Linked DNA regions of Homo sapiens: region 1 is linked to region 2. A link is an interaction called in ENCODE POLR2A ChIA-PET data of the cell type or tissue named here. Cell type or tissue: GM12878. All regions are shown on one strand. Links, peaks and the distances in the headings refer to the core of each region. The heading gives the core; the rest is flanking DNA.

The links. Peaks named below come from ENCODE experiments on the same cell type or tissue, not always from the same donor. Only the 100,000 strongest peaks of a DNase experiment are listed, where the experiment ranks them.
Region 1: POLR2A ChIA-PET joins it to region 2 with 9 read pairs; 2 of 35 experiments call an interaction of 5 or more read pairs at or near these places.

Annotation. Positions count from the first base shown.
Region 1 is chr1:154,611,596-154,614,513 of GRCh38, forward strand. It overlaps a transcript of ADAR not described here. Among named protein-coding and RNA genes, the nearest start is that of ADAR, 4.9 kb to the left of the region's middle. In GM12878, for the core only: no CTCF peak of the experiment used is centred there; no DNase peak of the experiment used is centred there; H3K27ac peaks cover 62 bases.
Region 2 is chr1:154,303,635-154,306,552 of GRCh38, forward strand. No RefSeq gene overlaps it. Among named protein-coding and RNA genes, the nearest start is that of AQP10, 16 kb to the right of the region's middle. In GM12878, for the core only: no CTCF peak of the experiment used is centred there; a DNase peak (open chromatin) is centred at 1,534.

The DNA of each region.
Region 1 (2,918 bases), core at 217-2,716, 310 kb after region 2:
AATTCATCATTCATCCGTGCCTACCCTTCGAGCATTTTCCCTGTGCGTAACTTCCCCGTGCGTAACGGCACTGCCAACACATGGGTGGTCAGTCCTCTCAAGGGAGGAGCTCTTCCTATAAAGAATGGCTCACCTCCCCAGGGGCCTGTGAAATGACCCCAGATGTATCTATACCACCTAGGTCTACTTATTAAAAACCACCTAAATGATTAAGAGTTACTGTCTAAAAATGAAGTACTCAGAAACTCAGTATTCTCAGAAGTCTGGCTTCCACATAGCAGTGCCAAGCTCTAGCTCTATAGGTGCATTCAGGGGGTGAGACTTCCCCACCTATAGGAAAGGACATGCTATTATCAGGGCTCCTGAGTTGGTTTTGTTTTCCAATCCCTGCTATTCTTGCTTTTTAACTATAAGTAACTGTTAGTCTGACTTAGTAATTGTTAATTTGGTTTGTTGTGGATCTTCTGTTTAACCTTACTGCGTGCAGGGATACATGTTTACAACAACAGTCTTTTTTAATCTGTAATTTCCTATAACCAGACTTTACTACACACATGGGCTATATCCAATTGGAACATCTATCTCCTGTCTACTGTAAAGCAGATGTCTGCAAACTCCTTCAGTATTTGCTCATACAGTGATACTGGGACAGAAATGTACTGCCTGTGAATGTATTCTAAACAATTTGCAACATATTATCAAAGAAAGTAATAAATTACTCAGTTTTTTTTTTTTTTTTTTTTTTTTTTTGAGATGGAGTCTGGCTCTGTCACCCAGGCTGGAGTGCAGTGGTGCAATCTTGGCTCACTGCAAGCTCCGCCTCCTGGGTTCACGCCATTCTCCTGCCTCAGCCTCCCGAGTGGCTGGGACTACAGGTGCCTGCCACCACACCCGGCTATTTTTTTGTATTTTTATTAGAGACGGGGTTTCACTGTGTTAGCCAGGATGGTCTCGATCTCCTGACCTCGTCATCTGCCGGTCTTGGCCTCCCAAAGTGCTGGGATTACAGGTGTGAGCCACCACGCCCAGCCTGCTCAGTTATTTTTAAGTACCAGGGCATCATTTTAGAATAACTCTTAGGAAATGTATAGTAAGCAATTCAGAGTTGCTAGGCACAAATTTATTGCCCTCCTTTTTTGTTATCGTTGTTTCTCCTCAATTCTTTATCACTGAGTTTTTATTCCACTACAACAGTTCCTAACAACATTAATTTTCTTTCTTTCTTTCTTTTTTTGAGATAGAGTCTCGCTCTGTTGCCCAGGTTGGAGTGCAGTGGTGCGATCTCAGCTCACTGCAACCTCCACCTCCCAGGTTCAAGTGATTCTCCTGTCTCAGCCTCCCGAGTAGCTGGGACTACAGGCACATGCCACCATGCCTGGGTAATTTTTTGTATTTTTAGTAGAGACGGCGTTTCACCGTGTTAGCCAGGATGGTCTCAATCTCCTGACTTCGTGATCCGCCTGCCTCGGCCTCCCAAAATGTTGGGATTACAGGTGTGAGCCACTGCGCTAGTCCCTCAACATTAATTTCCAAAATTCACAGTAGCCTCCCACAGTAAACCCACTTGCTTTGATAACCTGTAAAGCTTTTGGTAGAGAAGAGTGAGTTGCCCAACTGGCTGAGTAGTGCTCTGTGGCAGTATTTATGCTGACATATATTCTATTGATGTTAATGATCACAAATGGCTTTTTTTTTTTTTTTTTTTTTGAGCCAGAATCTCACTCTGTTATCCAGGCTGGAGTGCAGTGGCATGATCTCGGCTCACTGCAACCTCCACCTCCCAGGTACAAGTGATTCTCCTGCCTCAGCCTCCCAAGTAGCTGGGACTACAGGCACGCGCTATCATGCCTGGCTAATTTTTATATTTTTAGTAGAGGTGGGGTCTCACCATGTTGGCCAGGCTGGTCGCAAACTCCTGATCTCAGGTGATCCGCCTGCCTCGGCCTCCAAAAATGCTGGGATTACAGGCGTGAACCATTGCTCCCAGCTAAAACTGGCTTTTGAAGTTACAAGAAAGCAAGAAATGTGGCCAGGCGCGGTGGCTCATGCCTGTAATCCCAGCACTTTGGGACACCGAGGTGGGTGGATCACCTGAGGTCGGGAGTTCGAGACCCGCCTGACTAACATAGAGAAACTCCGTCTTTACTAAAAATACAAAATTAGCCGGGTGTGGTGGCACATGCCTGTAATCCTAGCTACTAGGGAGGCTGAGGCAGGAGAATCACTTGAACCTGGGAGGCGGAGGTTGCAGTGAGCCGAGATCGCACCACTGCACTCCACCCTGAGCAACAAGAGCGAAACTCCATCTCAAAAAAAAAAAAAAAGAAAGCAAGAAATGCCTCAGGTACCCCCAGAAGAAAAAGAGGTCTCCAAAAGCTATTAAGTGCATTTATCCACTCCAGTAAGTTATCTAGTAACAAAGAAAAAAAGTGGTATTTATCAACTAGCTATATGTGCCAGGCTTAAGTATTATATAATAAAGATATAACATTTGCAATAATATTACATATGTAAAATAATACTAATAATAATGACTAACAGGCCTGTGTGCAATCTTTTGCAAGTATGTATAACTAATAAATGTACATTCAGTCGGATAACTACCCCACGGGGTGACCCTATACAACTTGTGGTTTTATACATTATATTCTGACACCCTTAAGCCGCTTCTCCGATGCTAGATTGTTCTTGGATGCAGCACCTGACTGACTTCTGGCCTGACTCTGGCTAGCACAGAGGTTCCGCTACTGGCCTACATTTGGGTTCTATTGAGTCAGGACCCAAAGGGGGAGATCTCCCATCTTCTTCTTCCCTAGGATCCAGATCCAGCCTGTAGGGGGCTGCTCTCAGCCCCAGCCTCATGCAAGAGCAATGCCCCTATCTCCATGGCTTGTAGAAAGCAGGAGGGGACAGTCACA
Region 2 (2,918 bases), core at 324-2,823:
ACTGCACTCCAGCCTGGGCAACAAGAGCAAAACTCCATCTAAAAAAAAAAAAGGCCAGGCACAGTGGCTCACACCTGTAATCCCAACATTTTGGGAGGCCGAGGCAGGTGGATCACTTGAGGTCAGGAGTTCGAGACCAGCCTGGCCAACATGGCAAAACACTGTCTCTATTAAAAATACAAAAATTAGCCAAGCTTGGTGGCATGCGCCTGTTATCTCACCTACTCAGAAGGGTGAGGCAGGAGAATCGCTTGAACCTAGGAGGCGGAGTGTGCAGTGAGCCGAGATCGCGCCATTGCACTCCAGCCTGGGTGACAGAGTGAGACTCCGTCTCAAAAAAAAAAAAAAAAGAACTTGGCACAGTGGCTCATGCCTGTAATCCCAGCATTTTGGGGGCAGGCAGATCACCTGAGGTCAAGAGTTCAAGACTAGCCTGGCCAACATAGTGAAACCCTGTCTCTACTAAAAATACAAAAATTAGCCAGGCGTGGTGGCGGGTGCCTGTAATCCCAGCTACTTGAGAGGCTGAGGCAGGAGAATTGTTTGAACCTGGGAAGTGGAGGTAGCAGGTCAGCTGAGATTGTGCCATTGCACTCCAGCCTGGGCAACAGAGACTCCATCTCAAAAAAAAGAAAGATCAGTAGATCCTTTTGTCACATGCCCACTGCCATATCCCCACTGCTGTAATGTTGATCTTTTAGAGTAATGTAATTCAGATTTCATTGTTTTCCATGTTTTTTTTTTTTTTTTTTTTTTGGTTATTGTTGTTGGAGTCTCACTGTGTGGCCCTGGATGGAGTGCATTGGCATGATCTTGGCTCACTGCAACCTCTGCCTCTCAAGTTCAAGCAAATCTCCTGCCTCAGTCTCCCAAGTAGCTGGGATTATAAGTGCGCACCACCATGCCCTGCTAATTTTTGTATTTTTAGTAGGGACGGGGTTTCACCACATTGGCCAGGCTGATCTCAAACTCTTAGCCTCAAGTGATCCAACCGCCTCAGCCTCCCAAAGTGCTGGGATTACAGGTGTGAGCCATCGTGCCCGGCCAGACTTCATGTTGATGGATCAAACACTCTGTAAGTCCTTGGAGAGTGGTACTAGTTACGGGCAGACCCTATGGGCAGGAAAGGCAAACCTATATTCAGAATACGTGTCAATTTCAGTCAAAGGTGGTGGGGTATAATGTCATCAACTTGTCCCTGAACGGCTGCTTGTTCTTCTCGTGGGATAGAACCATATGGGGGCTTAGCCCTGGCGTTTATTAATGACAGATTGAACACTGGCAGCAGCCATAGCTATTTCAGCCTTGGTGAGTAGGAGTTTGTATTAGTCAGGGTTCTCCAGAGAGACAGAACCAATAGGATATACTGGAGGGAGAGAGAGAGAGAGAAGAAGAGGGGATTTTAAAGCTCAGTCTACTGACTCATATGTCAATCTCCCCTGGAAACACCCTCATAGACATATCCAGAAACAATGCTTCACCAGCCATGGAGGCGTCCCTCAATCCAGTCAAGTTGACACCTAAAATTAGTCATCACAGAGCTCATGCTGGTGGGCCCATGCATCACCTCCATCTCTACGACCAGTTACTCCATTCATTGTACCCATTGTTCAGAGCTGGGGTGGCTGATGACAATGGCTGAGTCATTCTGTCTACTTATCTGTTCAATGCTTCCTTTGTAATGGATGCTCTCTGGTGGGCATAACATGTTGTACAAAGATCGTACACTTCAAGACCACTCCTATCGTTACAGAGTCTCACTCTGTTGCCCAGACTGGAGTGCAGGGCTGCAATCATAGCTCACTGAAGCCTTGAATTCCTGGGCTCAAGCAATCCTCTTACCTCAGCCTCCCAAGCTGGACCACAGGCGTGTGCCACCATGCCCTGGCTCTCAGACCTTTTTGTCCTTGTTCTTTCACTCTTTCTTCTCAAGCCCTTGACGAACCAACCGGGGCATTTGCCACTGACTATGTGACTGTGTGAATATTCTGCCCATGTGAATATTCTCATGTAGGGCTACTTCTCTTTCCACACAAAGGGGATGACCAGATATACTGTCCAAATCTTTGTCCCTGGAAGGATTTCCCCTCACCACTATCTTCCAGAGCTGCTTCTGAGTGAGGCTGCAATGCAGCAGGATTCTCTTTTTTGGCTTTTCCCCGTTTACCATGCCAATCCATCTGTGAGCAAAGCTTGGGCTTTTGCCTTCCCTGTCAGCAAGTCACAGGGATCCCTGACAGGGCCATAGGTGAGAGCTGAAGAGAGATGTCAGTGCAACACTGCTGAGTGACCTGGGAGTCTGGGCCACTTGCTTTGAAGCTTGCTTTGCCCTCTGATCCTGCTTATGCCTGATATCAAAGATGCCACCTCTATCTTACAATGTTTTTGTTGTTGTTGTTGTTTTGTTTTGTTTTTTGAGACAGGGTCTCACTCTGTCGCCACAATATGTTCTTGCTGGGCCCACTCTTCCTAATGACATGGAGGATCTGACAGAGCCCAGCTTTTGATGGTTAGTTCTGGCCACTTGGTTACTTGATGTCCTATAGTCAGGTTCTGTGTCTCTACCGGAGCCCAGGAGCATTTCAAGAGCTGCTTTTCAAGTGGTGGGTATTTTCCTGCTGCAGATGGCATGGATTTGCTCCAGAGCTTCAGGGGCCTACATTATGATTCTCCTCTGAGAGCTTGCCAAACCAAAACCAACATCTTCTCCAACCACAGACATTCCAGTCTCTTACGTTCTGCTAGGTCACAAGGCTGCAGAGGCCTTTTCTGCTTTTGGCCCCACTCAAAGTTGATGTCTTTCAGTGTCAGCTAGTAAATTGGTCAGGGTTGTATTCCTAACTGTGAAATATTGCTCCAGAGTCCTAAGAAGATTGGCATCGCACTTCTTTTTTTCTTAGTGGTGGGAGGCATGAGAT